4 separate regions of the Homo sapiens genome follow, and regions 1, 3 and 4 are each linked to region 2. A link is a contact called in ENCODE Hi-C or POLR2A ChIA-PET data. All regions are on one chromosome and are shown on one strand. Each heading gives the region's core, a stretch centred on a gene start or an enhancer-like site at or near the end of the contact. The rest is flanking DNA. Distances are from core to core; before and after follow the strand shown.

Region 1 (3,444 bases), core at 932-3,431, 370 kb before region 2:
AGTTGACAGACTTCCTGCCACAATCTCCGCCTCCCGCTGCAGAAGCAGATGCAACACCCAGGGCCAGACAACAGACGTCCGGTGTTCCAGCCTGCTGGGGGCTCCACTTCCTGCCACCTCGTGCCTCAGTTTCCCCAATGCATTTTCTATCTGAAAGGCAGTGTACGGACCAGGCAACATGGCTCATGTCTGTAATCCCAGCACTTTGGGAGGCCGAGGCAGGTGGATCACCTGAGGTCAGGAGTTCGAGACCAGCTTGGCCAACATGATGAAACCCCTACTAATTTCTACTAAAAATACAGAAATTAGCTGGACATGGTGATGGGCGCCTATAATCCCAGCTACTTGGGAGGCTGAGGCAGGAGAATGGCTTAAACCCGGGAGGCGGAGGTTGCAGTGAGCCAAGATCACGCCACTGCACTCCAGCCTGGGCGACAAGAGTGAAACTCCGTCTCAGAAAAAAAGAAAAGAAAGGCAGTGTATGCAAGTGAGTGGGAGGAATCCACCCCTGTGAGCTTTCTGGAAGGCTCTACATAAACACATCTAGGTACAGGAAGACACAGTGCGAGAGCAGGTGGCTCCGTGGGGGAGGGGCAGGCGACATAGGCCTGAGCAGTGAGTTAAATGACAGGGTCCCTGCCTCAATTATTTTGCTCCCAAAATGTCTTTCTTTTGCTGGGCGCTGTAGCTCACACCTGTAATCCCAGCACTTTGTGAGGCTGAGGTGGGAGGATCACTTGAGCCGAGTTTAAGATCAACCTGGGGTAACACAGCGAGATCCAATCTCTATTAAAAAAAAAAAAAAAAAAAAAAAGATACAGGCTGGGCATGGTGGCCCAGGCCTGTAATCCCAGCACTTTGGGAGGCCAAGGCGGGTGGATCACCTGAGGTCAGGAGTTCAAGACCAGCCTAGCCAACATGGCAAAACCCGGTCTCTACTAAAAATACAAAAATTAGCTGGGCCTAGTGGTGGGCGCCTGTAGTCCCAGCTACTCAGTGGGGTTGAGGCAGGAGAATCGCCAGAACTGGGGAGATGGAGATTACAGGGAGCCGAGATCCTGCCACTGCACTCCAGCCTGGGCGACAGAGTGAGACTGTGTCTCAAAAAAAAAAAAAAAGATACAAAACCAACCCAGGGTGATGGTGCATGCCTATAGTCCCAGCCACTCGGGAGGCTGAGGCAGGAGAACCGCTTGAGCCCAGGAGTTGGAGGCTGCAGTAAGCCATGATTGCGCCCCGTTACTCCAGCCTGGGCAACAGAGTGAGTCCGTCTCTAAAAAAAAATAATAATAATAATTTAAAAAATCTTCCTTTGAGGTTCAGAGAAATAGATTTCTGTTGATAACTTTGGGTCCTATTACATGACCTGCTTGGGGGTCCCGTGGAGGAGGTTCATGGGCTCTCGAGTTCCTCCCAGCCCTGCATCCCTCACCCCTGATTCTGTAGTGCATTCTGGGAGGAGGTGGCGAACCCACAGACCTCAATGTCTCAGACCCAACTGCAGAGTGACCTCCTTTCTCACTCGGACCTAGAAGGCCTGCATCGTACACAGCGTTCCCCTCCACCACAGGGAGGTTCTGCGGTGGCTATGCCTGCACCTCCCCTGCAGACACGTACACCCGCCCAGCCTCCCCTACCCACTCCTTCCCCTCCCCAGAACATTCTGAAGCTCCACCCTTCCCCCCACCGTCTGCTGAGGGACCCTGGATAGATTAGCCCCCAGGTCCTTCCAAAGCTGGACCCAGACATTCTTAGCTTCCGCACCTGGGCTGGCACGGAGACTTCTGGAGGAGCTGTTGGAGCCTGGGGCTTTGTGGGGTGTATAGGAGTTCAGTTGTGACATAGGGACAAATGGAAAGAAGGCACTGGAGGCTAAACACCCTCTTGGGCAAAAGCCTTAGATTTTCAGTAAATGCCAGGCGGGCTAGACAATTTGAGTAGCAACGGATAACCTGTGTGAGTGAACAAGTGGGGAAACTGAGGCACGGGAGCATTAGAGATGATTCTGAGGTCCCACGGCAGGGCCAGGGGTCGAGCCCCTTGTCTTCTCATCCAAGGCTCTCTCCAGCTCACATATCACCACCAACACCGCCCAGTGAGCCCCAGGCGCTGGATGTGAGGGCTCTGGGCGAGGCCAGCGCGGAACTACATTTCCCAGGCGGCCGCGGCGGGTGCGCCTGCGCAATGCGCGCGGTGATGGAGCGCTAACCGGGGGCGCGGCGGCGGCGAGGGCTCGGCGGGCCATTGGCTACCGGCCGCGGCAAAGGCAGCTTGGGGACCCAGCGTGCGCGGGGCCCGCGGGCCGGGCCGGGGTGACCTGGGCTGCAGCCATGGAAGAACAGAGGGTAGGACGGGGTGGGGCAGGGCGGGCCCGCAGGGGCGTCGGGGGCGGGGAAGGGGACCAGGTGTTGCCGCAGCGCCCCCACTCCCTCCCCGCCTCCACCCCAGCTGCTCTGCGGCTGAGGCCCCACCCCATTCGCGACCCCGCCCGGATCTAGCCCCCCTACCCCAGTTTGGGACGCAGCCCCCCCACATCTTGGCTTGGGGCCAGGCACGTGCCTTCTACGCCCCCCCACCCTGCCCAGTATCCCAGTCCCATCCCTGACCCCCATCCCCCACGCCCTCCCTCCTGGCCGCGGACCAGGCGTCCCGGCCCCCCGCCCCACCCCTGGAAGACGCCCCGCCAGCTCCGCAGTGCGGACCCCACCGACCCTGCCCCAGGAAAAAGGAGCAGGTTGGAGCCTGGGTCAGAGCAAGAGGCTCCCGAGCGGGATCCTCCCTCCCAGAATCCCCTGCCCTTCCCCAAGACCTCCCTGCCCCCTCCCCGCTTACCTGGCGCCCCCGCATCCCTGGCCCCCAGGTTCCACCTTTGCCCAGGTAATTTCTTTCTCCTTGCTTATCTTTCTCCCCCAGGTAGGCCCCACCCCTGTTCCGAGGCTAGCCCCTATCCCAGGCTATCCCACCTCCCTGGGGTTTTTCCTTCCACCGAGAACCCTTTCCCCAGGTTAGCCCATTTTCCAGCAGACATCCTTCTCCTCTGGGGTTTTCTGTCCTCAGGCTAGCCCCTCACGCCCCACCTTCAGGATGTAGGTATCGGGTTGTAGCCTTTGTGCTCAAGCACGCCTGGTTCGGGGCCAGGGTCTGTCCCTTCCTGAGAGGTTCTCTGTGAGCCTCAGTTTCCTCTCCTGTAATATGGGGTAGCTTAGGGCGCCCAGCTGCTATGGGTGAATTGTATCAGCCCGGAGCTTTACCTCCTGGCTGGTGCCCAAGCTCAATAGCGTGGCAGCCCCCACATCTCCTCTCTGGATCCCTGGAGGGGAGCGCGGGTCAGGGAGCCTGGCCAGGCTGACGGGCTCACCTGCCTGCCGTGTGTGTGTGCGCATGTGTGTGCATGTGTGTGCGCACGCGTGTGCATTTATGTACGTGTGTGCATGTGTGTGCACG
Region 2 (3,263 bases), core at 522-3,021:
TAGAGGGAATTTTGAACAACTCACCTCATTGGTCCCTCCTTGAGAGGCGTAAGTGAACATACACGTATATTTGTCCTAGAGAATGGAAGGAAAAAAAAGGTTTGGTAGAAGGAAATTTTTATTTTGTTTAAGAGACGGGGTCTTGCTGTCACCCAAGCTGGAGTGCAGGGGCACAATGACAGCTCACTGCAGCCTCGAACTCCCAGGTTTGAGTAATCCTCTTGCCTCAGCCTCTCAAGTAACTGAGACAATAGGTACGCAACCACCACACCCGACTAATTTTTTTTTTTTTTTTTGAAGCAGAGTCTTGTTCTGTCGCCCAGGCTGAAGTGGGATGATCTCAGCTCACTGCAACTTCTGCCTCCCGGGTTCAAACGATTCTCCTGCCTCAGCCTCCTGAGTACTTGGGATTACAGGCACCTGCTACCACACCTGGCTAATTTTTCGTATTTTTGTAGAGATGGGTTTTGCCATGGGACCTGGACAAGTGAAAACTTTTCTGAGCCTCTAGTTTCTCTCTGTTTCTCTTTTTTATGTGAAGCATTTTCTCATCTGTAACTTGGGCCTAACATATAAAGGACTTGGCATCACACCTAACTATAAGGAAGTAGTCAACAAACTGGCCTGGCACAGTGGCTCACGCCTGTAATCCCATCACTTTGGGAGGCCGAGGTGGGCGGGTCACCTGCGGTCAGGAGTTCAAGACCAGCCTGGCTAACATGGTGAAATCCCATCTGTACTAAAAATACAAAGATTAGTAGTCCCAGCTACTTGGGAGGCTGCGGCAGGAGAATGGCATGAACCTGGGAGGCAGAGGTTGCAGTGAGCCAAGATCGCGCCACTGCACTCCAGCCTGGGCGACAGAGTGAGGCTCCATCTCAAACAACAACAACAACAATTATCCGGGTGTGGTGGCACACGTCTGTAATCCCAGGTACTGGGGAGGCTGAGGCAGAAGAATTGCTTGAACCCAGAAGGCTAAGGATGCAGTGAGCCGAGATCCCGCCACTGCACGCAAGTCTAAAAAGAAATAGTCAAAAAACAGTAAAGATACTGTTATTACAGGCGGGGAAAGGGAGGCTGAGAGGGGAAAGGACTTTGCCGACAAGCTGAGTACAGGGCTGAGGGCCCGGCCTCACACCCTCGGTGAGGGGGGACCTTGTGCAATGGAAGGAAGGAGCACTTCCTCCCTCTTCGGAGCTGCAGCGACTGATTTCCTTCAGGCCCAGGAGGGCAGATGCCCTTTAGCCTCCTGCCGCTCCCATCACTGACCCCTCCCCACCTCTGCGTCTGGAGGGCAGGGGTGCCTGGACACTCCAGGCAGGCGACAGGTGACAGGTGATCACGCCCCCTCAACGCCGCCGGGGCCCACAAGGCCCCGCTCCCTATGAGTTCAGTCCTGCCCCAGTGATGACCCCGGCCTCACGGTCCCGCGCCCCCCACTCAGCCTCCGACCCTAACAATCCGCACCCCTTCTTCAGTACCCACCTCCGCGGTCCGCGCCCCCTCCTCGGGCCCCGCCCCCAATGCTCCGCGCCCCCTCCCCGGGCCTGCCAGCACTCAAATATCCGGGACGGCGGTGGCACGTACCCCCGGGCCCACGTTATGGGAGAAGGAATGCACGACGCCGCCGGGCCGCACGTCAAACGCCACCGTCGTGGGCTCGGACACCGCCTCCGCCGGCCTCAGCGCCACGGCCCCTAGGAGCAGCGCGGCCCACAAGCTCGCGCCGACGCCGTTCCACCCTCCGCTGGGCGCCGCCATGTTGGACTAGGGTCCTCAGGGCAGGGGCGGGTAGACGGGGCGCGGCGAGGGACACGTGGAGCGTCCGCCGGAGGCCACGTCGGCGTCGGCTGTCCACGTGACCCGGCACGCCCCGCCCTGTCCACCGCCCGGGGCCACCATCTTGGGGGCGGGACTTTGTCGAGGGGGCGGGACTTTTGCCGAGGGGGCGGGGCCGCCGAGGGGGCGGGGCCGCCGAGGGGGCGGCCTCGTACCCTAGGGACCCTGCGTAGCCCGGCGATCCTTGGAGGGTCCCTCAGGTGGTAATGGAGTTCGTTTTGGGGTCTCAGGGTCCCTCACCAGCCGTGTGACTGACTGCAGCTCTTTCAGTTAGGAGATGTACAGGGAGTGAGGGAAATCGAAGGTCACCATTAGGCGAACTTCTCATAATCGTTGCAGCCAAGATGTGTGTGCATCGATATTCAAAATTAGCAGAGGGAAAGTAGGATGAGAAGCAGGATGCTTGCTTTTGTTTCCCTCTTGTTGCCCAGGCTGGAGGGCAGTGGCGCGATCTCGGCTCACTGCACTCTCCGCCTCCCAGGTTCAAGTGATGCACCTGCCTCAGCCTCCCGAGTAGCTGGGACTACAGGTGTTCACCACCACCCCTGGCTAATTTTTGTATTTTTAGTAGAGACAGGTTTTCACCATGTTGGCCAGGCTGGTCTTGAGCTCCTGACCCCAAGTGATCCGCCTGCCTCGGCCTTCCAAAGTGCTGGGATTACAGGTGTGAGTCATCACGCTCGATCAGTCTGTGTATTTGTTAATAGGATTATGTGGGTGTTCACTTCCTGGCTTTGATAACCTGGCTTGTCCTAGGGGTTACAGACGATGTTCACATTAGGGGGAGTTGGATGAAGCGTATTAGGAAACCCTACAGTTTCTGCAGATTTTCTGGGAGGCAAAAATTATTTCAAAATAAAAAGTTAAAAAGAAAATAATCCCTACCTCAAGGAGTTGTTGGGAGGAGTAAGTGAGGGAATTAAGTTCCCACACCGGGACGAATGAACTGAGAATTATATATTGTAGCTATTGCTATCATTAGATCCCAGGTTTTCAACTAGAGAAGGAAGTCATTCTTTGGTTACAAATGGCTTAACATTTCAAGAAAACACCAGTGGCCAGGCCTGGGGGGTCAATAATTAAGCTGGTGTTTCTAGTCCTTCCCAACTGGCAAAAAACAGAATCCAGAGAGAAAACGTCATAGATGACTCCTAAGATGGGTTATAATTCACCCTTTGAGGAATTAAATCACTCTACTCCATAGCTACGGAGGGTGGTGAGCCCCAGGGAGGTGAGAAGGATCCCCGTGGAGGCTGACTCCTCTGCCAATGACAGAAGTCCAAGCCAGTTGCCTTTCTGCAGTGGCAGCCTGTTCTAAATTGGGATACCTGCTTGCGTTAGGAAATTTATTGGCCGGGCGTGATACTTCATGCCTGTAATTCCAACCCTTCGGGAGGCCAAGGTGGGTGGATTGCTTGACC
Region 3 (3,528 bases), core at 721-3,220, 340 kb before region 2:
CACGCCTGTAATCCCAGCACTTTGGGAGGCCAGGGTGGGCGGATCACCTGAGGTCAGGGGTTCAAGACCAGCCTGGCCAATATGGTGAAACCCCGTCTCTACTAAAAATACAAAAATTAGCTTGGCGTGGTGGCAGGCTCCTGTAATCGCAGCTACTCGGGGCTGAGGCAGGAGAATCGCTTGAACCTGGGAGGGAGAGGTTGCAGTGAGCCGAGATTGCGCCACTGCACTCCAGCCTGGGTGACAGAGCAAGACTCCATCTCAAAAAAAAAAAAAAGTCTTTGTGTGGCATACACGTGTACACTAATTGAATCTAGATAAGTTAAAGTGCAACGTTTGTACACACACACCTGTGGTGTGTATACGTGTGTGACTGCACGCCTGCTGAGGTGGCTGCTTTAGTCCTTGTCTACATGAGTGCGTTTTGCCCGTGTATCTACACGTGTCCGAGTTTGTGCCGGTGCACGGACGTATCTGCATTTATGTGTACACATGTGATTGTGGCATGACACAGGTGTATCTGTGCTACATAGCATTTGTATGTGACTGGAATTGGGGCACACGTGTATTTATGCATGTGTGATCTGTTGTGCCCGCACAAGTGTGTGTCACCTTCTGGCTAGGCAGGTGGCCACAGTTGCATGGATCATGCATGTGTAATGTGTGTGTGGATGTGGCACTTGGGGGTCCTTGCATACGCCCAGACCAGGGAAGACCAGACAACCCACGCTACATTCCTTTCTAGTGTGTTCTCTGCCTCCTCTTCCCACTCCATAAACAGGACCGATTTCCACCTCTTTCCCAACACCCACCCGGATTCTCGGTCCCTGTGGGGCTACTGCTTGTCCGGGTGTACCCTCTGACCCCTCAATGCCCATTTCTACCTAAGGAGATCCTTTGGGACCATCTGCAAAGACCCACTCTTCTGGGAAGCTTTCCCTGCTCTGCCCCCATCTTCTCCCGAACTCTAGGCGCCTCCCCCGAGCCCAGGTTTTTCCTCCACCCCAAATTCAACCCTACAGGATGAGAGTGTCTGTGTTTAGCTCTGTCCCAAGCTGGGACCCCCGCCCCCTCCCCCACACACACACCCTGACGGCAGGGTCTGAGTCATTTCTGTCCCTGCAACTTTGGGAACATCAGATGCAGGAGGTGCAGCCACCAAACTGACTGAGGGGGCGTGGCTGAATGCGGGGTCCTCGATCCCTCCCACCTCGGCCCGCGGGAAGGGGGCGTCACCTGGGCCCGGAGCGGAGGGCGCCACCCACACATTCTCGCCATTCTCCTTATCGGCTTCCACGTAGCCTGGAACAGAGAGGGCGGCCTGGAGGAAGCGCGGCGGCCAGGGGCGGCCCGGTCCGTCCGAGCGGGGGCGGGAGAGGTGAGCACTGGGCCCCCGAACTCCCCGAAGGGGCACCCACCTAGCACCTTCTCGTAGTCCTCGTCTAACAGGAATGGCACCAGCGCCTTTTTGGTATGCGACACGAAATAGTTGACCACGGCGTCCAGGGAGGTGCAAGAGAACTGGGGGCAGATGGGGGAGCGGTCAGGCTGCTGGAGAAGGGACGCGGACCCCACAAAGTCACTTCTAGGGACTCTGGCCCAACGCTCACCGGCTGTTCCACATCGATCACGTACTTGGGGCCCTCCCGCTTCACCTTGTAATGCCGGACCACGTGCGTCCTGCACCAGGAGAAAGCGAGTGAGTGGCTCAGCCCAGGCTCCCACACCGCCCCTCAGGGAAGGCCCCGCCCCAACTCCAGGCTCCGCCTCCAATAGAAACAGGTCCATACTGGCTCCGCCCCCACAGAAGGCCCCGCCACTGACTGGTTCCACCCCATAAAGGACCTAAGCCCCGTTGACCTCCCGGAGCACTGACTGCCCGATCCCAGCACTGCTCCCAGCGGGGACCAGGCCCGACCGACCCACCCCCACAGAAGACCCCACCTCTAGTCTTGGCACCACCTCCAGCGAGGGACCAGGCCAGACTGACAACACCCTAGGAAAGGTCCGCCCCTAATTCTGGCACCGCGCCTAGGGAGAACCAGGCCCTAAAGACCCCGCCCCAGGTAGGCCCCGCCCCCTGTAATGGCTCCACCCCCAGGCACCGACTCTACCTTCTACATCGCCTTGCCCAACCCTGGACTGGGCTTGAGAATTTGGCATAAGGCTCTGACTTCGCCCCCAGGGCTGGCTCCGCCTCCATAGCCCTACTCAACTTCCAAAAAGGATCACGGCCATGACTCCCCCCCGTAGATCCTGACGCTGCCCAAAGAGCCCATTCCCATCCCTGGATTTGACTTCATCCCCTCCAGTGGCCCAGACCTGGCCCCTGCGTACCTGACGTTCCGGAGGGGCCGATCCTAACCTAGGAGTCTGACTCCACCTACAGGGAGTCCCAGCTCCTAACCCAAGACCTGGCTCTTCCTGCAAAGGAGTCGGCCTGGGCTCTACCTTCTTCCCTAGGCATTAACCCCATACCTGGGGCAAGGCCAGCCTCAGGATCCCACGACCCCGGAGCTCTGATCCCGCCCCCAGCCCTCCCTGCCCAGCTCTGACTCCGCCCCCATGCTCCCCTGCCTAGCATTGACTCCACCCCTCCCCCAGCCCGCCCACCCCAGCTCTGACTCCGCCCCAACACGCCCAGCGTAGCTCTGATTCCGCCACCAGTGTACTCTGCTCAGCTCTGACTCCACCCGCCCCAGCTCGCCCAGCCCAGCTCTGACTCCTCCCCCAATCCGCCCAGCCCAGCTCTGACTCCTCCCCCAATCCGCCCACCTCAGCTCTGACTCCTCCCCCAATCCGCCCAGCTCAGCTCTGACTCCGTCCCCAGACGCCCGTCTCGGCTCTGGCTCCGTCCCCTGGCCTACCCACTAGCGGGTCGGACTCCGCCCCTGCTTCTGACCACGCCCCCGCGCCCACCCTCTTCCCACCCTCCTCCCACCCAGGGCTCTCCAGACGCGCATGCGCACCCGTTGTGCATCTGCCGCGTGGTGACCGACACGCCGTCGGCGCCGTCCCCGCTGGGCCGCAGCAGCAGGTTCCCGCACTCGGGGTAGCGCTCCAGGAGCAGTTGTGCCTCCAGCCGGCTCACCTTCAGGAAGCACCTGTGGCGGGCCGCGTCACCCACTCGGGACCCCGGAGACCAAGTCCGCTCTTCTGCACGTAAACCCTGCCTCCTCTGAGACCCAGCCCCATCCCCATCCCCTAGGCCCAGGAGACCCTGCCCTGCTCTCCAGACCCAGGCCCCTCCCACGGAGACCCAGTCCGGCCTTCCAGGCTCCTAGTTTTTGTGGGGTTTTTTGTTTTTTTTTTGAGACAGGGTTTCGCTCTTGTTGCCCAGGCTGGAGTGCAATGGCGCTATCTCGGCTCACCGCAACCTCCGCCTCCCGGGTTCAAGCGATTCCCCTTCCTCACAGGCCCGGCTAATTTTTGTATTTTTAGTAGAGACGGGATTTCTCCATGTTGGTCAGGCTGGTCTCAAACTCCCTACCTCAGGTGATCCGCCCGCCTCGGCTTCCCAAGGTGCTG
Region 4 (3,513 bases), core at 807-3,306, 300 kb before region 2:
ATCGCATCCACAGCTGGAGGCAGGAGGCCAAGTGATCAGGACACACACCTCAGGCACTGCCGTGGGCACCCCAGGGCCACACGCTGCCTGCAGAGCAGGGTGGGCCTGCAGGGGGAGGGGGAGGGTGGGGGTGGCCTGCCCACCTGTGTGTGTCCCGACTGCCACTCACATACCCACTGGGGACCCTGCCACAGTAGGCCCCATCTGGGCCACGGTGGAGTCCAGAGCCTCAGCCTGAGAACACATGGCTCAGAAGACACTGCTTCCAGAAGCGCCTACACAAACATCCCCACAGATAGCAATGTGGGGATCTGCCCCCATCCTTGAGTATGTGGGGTCTACTTAAAAAAAAAAATCCTGCCAGCTTGGCTGGGAGAGGCAGCAGGAGCTGACAGTTACGAGAAGAGGTGCAGGCAGCCGGGCAGGGAGGCCGCCATTCTCCTGTGCTCTGGTGCCCGTGTCTGCAGGATGGGACAGCCCAGCCCTTGCCCCATGTGGACACTGAGTTTCACAAGGCAGTCAACACAGGCCTGGCACACCTTGGTCCTCACGGCTCTCAGCTACGGTGAAAGCGATGACAATGACAGGCACTTACAGCGTCTTTCCTCGTGTGGTGGGAAGGCAGAAGCAAGCACTGAATTCCCAAACCACTCCCTCTGACAGCGCCTGGGATGCGAAAAACAGCCCTGAAATGTCCCATGGAACATGGCGGGAACCACTGAACCCCAGCACCGCTGTCTGAGCACAGGCGTTGCTTTCTTCACCCCACGTATCCCATGTGTGCCTGGCGCCAAGGGATGCCGCACAGAGTGAGGATGGACAGTGTGAGGCCCTTCCCAGCACACAGCGCTTCATGAAGAGCCGAGTGGCTGCCAGGCCCTGCCACAAATGGAGGCTCCCAGAGGGAGGCCGCCTGAGGTCACAAGCTTGGCCCTGCCCTCTGGGGGCCAAGTGTCACAGGGTGTGCCATCTCTGAAGTCATCGGCAAATTTAACATCCCGGGTCTGATCACTTGTGTGAAGACGTGCACACACGGCCTGGGCAGGAGAGTGAGGTGTTGCGTGCCGTGGGCCATGGCCTGTGCCCCTGGTGCTCCCCAGGTCTGATTGGTGCTTGCCTGCCCCGAGCTGTCACAAGACGTGGCCAAGGGATGCCATGAGGGTCCGTGTGGTGCCACACTGCGTTGGCTGTGTGGGGCTGGGGGGTGTCCAGCAGGGCAGTCAGGAGTTTAGGACCCAGCCTGGGAGGAAGTGACCCAAGAGCAGGAAGTGCGGGGGCAGGAGAAGCTTGAGCCTGGGGCTCTGCCCACGCCAGGCACCTGGTGTACCCTCTAGCCCATGCCTGGAGGTCACAGCCCAAGGCACCATGAGTGCAAATGCCCCCAACCCCAAGTTCTGCAAAAGGTAGCCTGCCCGGAGTACACGGCTGGTCTTGTGTCCTGGCAACCTGCCCAAAAAGACACCAGCCCCTTTGCCAAGGAATTCCTGGCCCTCCTCCAAGGCTTGGCTCTGGAAGCCCCCACACCACGGGACTGTCCTCACCCACGCATCGGGACCCTTTCTGTCCACCTGCCTTCATGTGCGGGGTGTGCCGGGCATTCAGTGAGCACAGGCCCCATGCCTCTGACCCCTGTCCCTTTCCTGCCTGTGGGTTGGTGGCTCTCAACTCAGCCACACAGCACCTTGGAAGCTTCTTAAAAATCCCCTCGTTGGCCGGGCGCGGTGACTCATGCCTGTAATCCCAGCACTTTGGGAGGCTGAGGCAGGCGGATCATGAGGTCAGGAGATCGAGACCATCCTGGCTAACACAGTGAAACCCCGTCTCTACTAAAAATACAAAAAAATTAGCCGGGCCTGATGGCGGGTGCCTGTAGTCCCAGCTACTCGGGAGGCTGAGGTAGGAGAATGGTGTGAACCCGGGAGGTGGAGCTTGCAGTCAGCAGAGATCCAGCCACTGCACTCCAGCCTAGGCGACAGAGCAAGACTCCATCTCAAAAGAAAGAAGAAAGAAAAAAAAAATCACCTCGTCACACCCACCGCGGGAGGGCTGACTCTGGCACAGGTGAGAAGCAGGAACTGTCCCTTGCGGGGCAGGAGAGTGGGGCTGCCCTCCATTTCTGCTGAAGGCATTAGGAGGAAGGAGCCCCCCCTCCCTAGGTGTTTTTGGGGCGTTCCACTCTATTTCCTGGGACAGTTTCACTTCTTTTGATTGTGGCGAGAGAGGGCGTGCTCAGAGCCAGCGGCTGCCGGAGAGGGAAATGAGTGGCTGATGTGAGACTGGACTCTTCTGGGAAGCCGGGAGGAGAACTGAAGCCAGCGGGCTGCGAAACCACACCTTCTGGGCGGAGGCCACCCCGGCCCCACGACCTGCCCAGGCAGGACCCAGTGTGCAGGCTGGCAGGAGTGGCTCCGTCAGGGCCCTTCCCCAGCCCCCTGCCTCTCACAGGGCAGGAGGAGAGGCCCTACCGGCGAGGACCACATCCTGCCTCTGAGGGGAGGGGCTGGGGACCCGCCACGGTACCAAAGACCCACCTGGTGGCCTCTGGCTCTGGCCCTGGCCCCACCTGCCCATCTCACCTGGGAATCCAGGACCCTGCCTTCCTGAGCCCCAGGACGACTTCCTGAACCCCCACAACCGCCTGACTCCTCGCACCCCTGACACCCGGGAGGCTGTGCCCTAACTACCCGGGTCCCTCTGCTCAGCTCCAGCCAAGTCCCTTGTGGTGACTGATGGTCCCCCACGGGCCAGGCACTGGGCAGGGGACACAACCCTGTAAGGCCCCTTCTCTCCAAGGCTTATGGGCTAGAAACCAGCACAGATGGACACAGGGATGAGCAGCCACAAGGGAAACACGGGAAAAGCAAGGCAGCCGGGCCACGTGCAGCGCCGGCCGCAAGCGCGGAAACCAAGCGTGGGCTCCTGCCCGCTGGGGCCCTACTCACTGCGGTCTCCACACCAGCACACTGCTGAGCACGGAGGGGACCGAGAGTCTGCGGCAGAGCTGGGCGCCACGGGGAGGCTCACCAGAGGGCGCCTCTGGGCTCGCTGTCAGGAGCGAGTGTTCCTAACCCTGGTGCCATCTGCCAGGCAAGAGCTGCCTGTTGTGGGGCAGCCAGCCCCAATGCCCCCGCATCAGAGACCCTACCGGTGGGGAGGGAGGACTGAGGCCATGGTCCCAGCAGTCCATTCCTGCCGAGGGAGACTCTGCAGGCTGGCTGTAGCCCTGACTAGTGCAGCGGACTCAGCAGTGGCAATGACAGCTCCGCACTCGAGTCCATCCCATACCCACAAGGCTCGCCTCCTGTTCCCACCCCGCATGGCAGGAAACGGAGGAAAATAATGGGGCCACTCAGTAGCCAGGGACCCAACAGGGCTCAGGGGTGAGACCACCCTCCGCTGACTGAACCTGCATCAGGGTGGCAGGGTGGGTGGGGGCCCCCTCCCCACTCTCCCACAGGGCCCCACCTGGACGGGGTCAGAGTACCAGCTGCAAACCCCGAGTGACCAACCGCA

What was found. Hi-C counts contacts between places; a loop is a spot of excess contacts on that map. ChIA-PET counts read pairs that join two places held with the same protein, here RNA polymerase II (POLR2A). Pooled maps may share reads with other maps.
Region 1: a loop to region 2 is called in a pooled map, with 3 times the contacts of the local background. The contact joins the promoter of FSD1 here to the promoter of MYDGF in region 2. A Hi-C loop is called at or near these places in 1 of 50 pooled maps. POLR2A ChIA-PET finds 5 or more read pairs at or near these places in 2 of 52 experiments (H1 and HEK293).
Region 3: a loop to region 2 is called in a map of CD14-positive monocyte, with 2.4 times the contacts of the local background. The contact joins the enhancer-like site here to the promoter of MYDGF in region 2. A Hi-C loop is called at or near these places in 1 of 168 maps with a recorded cell type or tissue (CD14-positive monocyte) and 8 of 50 pooled maps. POLR2A ChIA-PET finds 5 or more read pairs at or near these places in 3 of 52 experiments (HEK293 and WTC11).
Region 4: a loop to region 2 is called in a pooled map, with 3 times the contacts of the local background. The contact joins the enhancer-like site here to the promoter of MYDGF in region 2. A Hi-C loop is called at or near these places in 2 of 50 pooled maps. POLR2A ChIA-PET finds 5 or more read pairs at or near these places in 4 of 52 experiments (A673, CD4-positive, alpha-beta T cell, HepG2 and 1 more).

Annotation. Positions count from the first base shown.
Region 1 is chr19:4,302,417-4,305,860 of GRCh38, forward strand. FSD1 (fibronectin type III and SPRY domain containing 1) reads left to right here and starts at 2,182. Exons shown (of 13, transcript NM_024333.3): 1 at 2,182-2,345. The coding sequence starts at 2,331. RefSeq lists a silencer at 2,136-2,305.
Region 2 is chr19:4,668,571-4,671,833 of GRCh38, forward strand. MYDGF (myeloid derived growth factor) reads right to left here and starts at 1,772. Exons shown (of 6, transcript NM_019107.4): 1 at 1,591-1,772; 2 at 25-75. The coding sequence starts at 1,764. RefSeq lists a silencer at 1,772-2,161.
Region 3 is chr19:4,325,706-4,329,233 of GRCh38, forward strand. STAP2 (signal transducing adaptor family member 2) reads right to left here. Exons shown (of 13, transcript NM_001013841.2): 6 at 2,970-3,104; 7 at 1,611-1,680; 8 at 1,419-1,521; 9 at 1,237-1,302. Among named protein-coding and RNA genes, the nearest start is that of STAP2, 11 kb to the right of the region's middle. RefSeq lists an enhancer at 824-1,805 and a silencer at 2,775-3,024. Within about 2 kb of position 1,971, at least 7 of the 41 ENCODE cell types and tissues checked have a DNase peak (open chromatin) inside an H3K27ac peak, as active enhancers do.
Region 4 is chr19:4,367,080-4,370,592 of GRCh38, forward strand. The region is part of intron 1 of SH3GL1 (SH3 domain containing GRB2 like 1, endophilin A2); the gene reads right to left. Among named protein-coding and RNA genes, the nearest start is that of MPND, 25 kb to the left of the region's middle. RefSeq lists enhancers at 1,913-2,862, 2,221-2,410, 2,863-3,513. Within about 2 kb of position 2,057, at least 33 of the 41 ENCODE cell types and tissues checked have a DNase peak (open chromatin) inside an H3K27ac peak, as active enhancers do; they include A673, CD4-positive, alpha-beta T cell and OCI-LY7, where a contact is called at or near this core.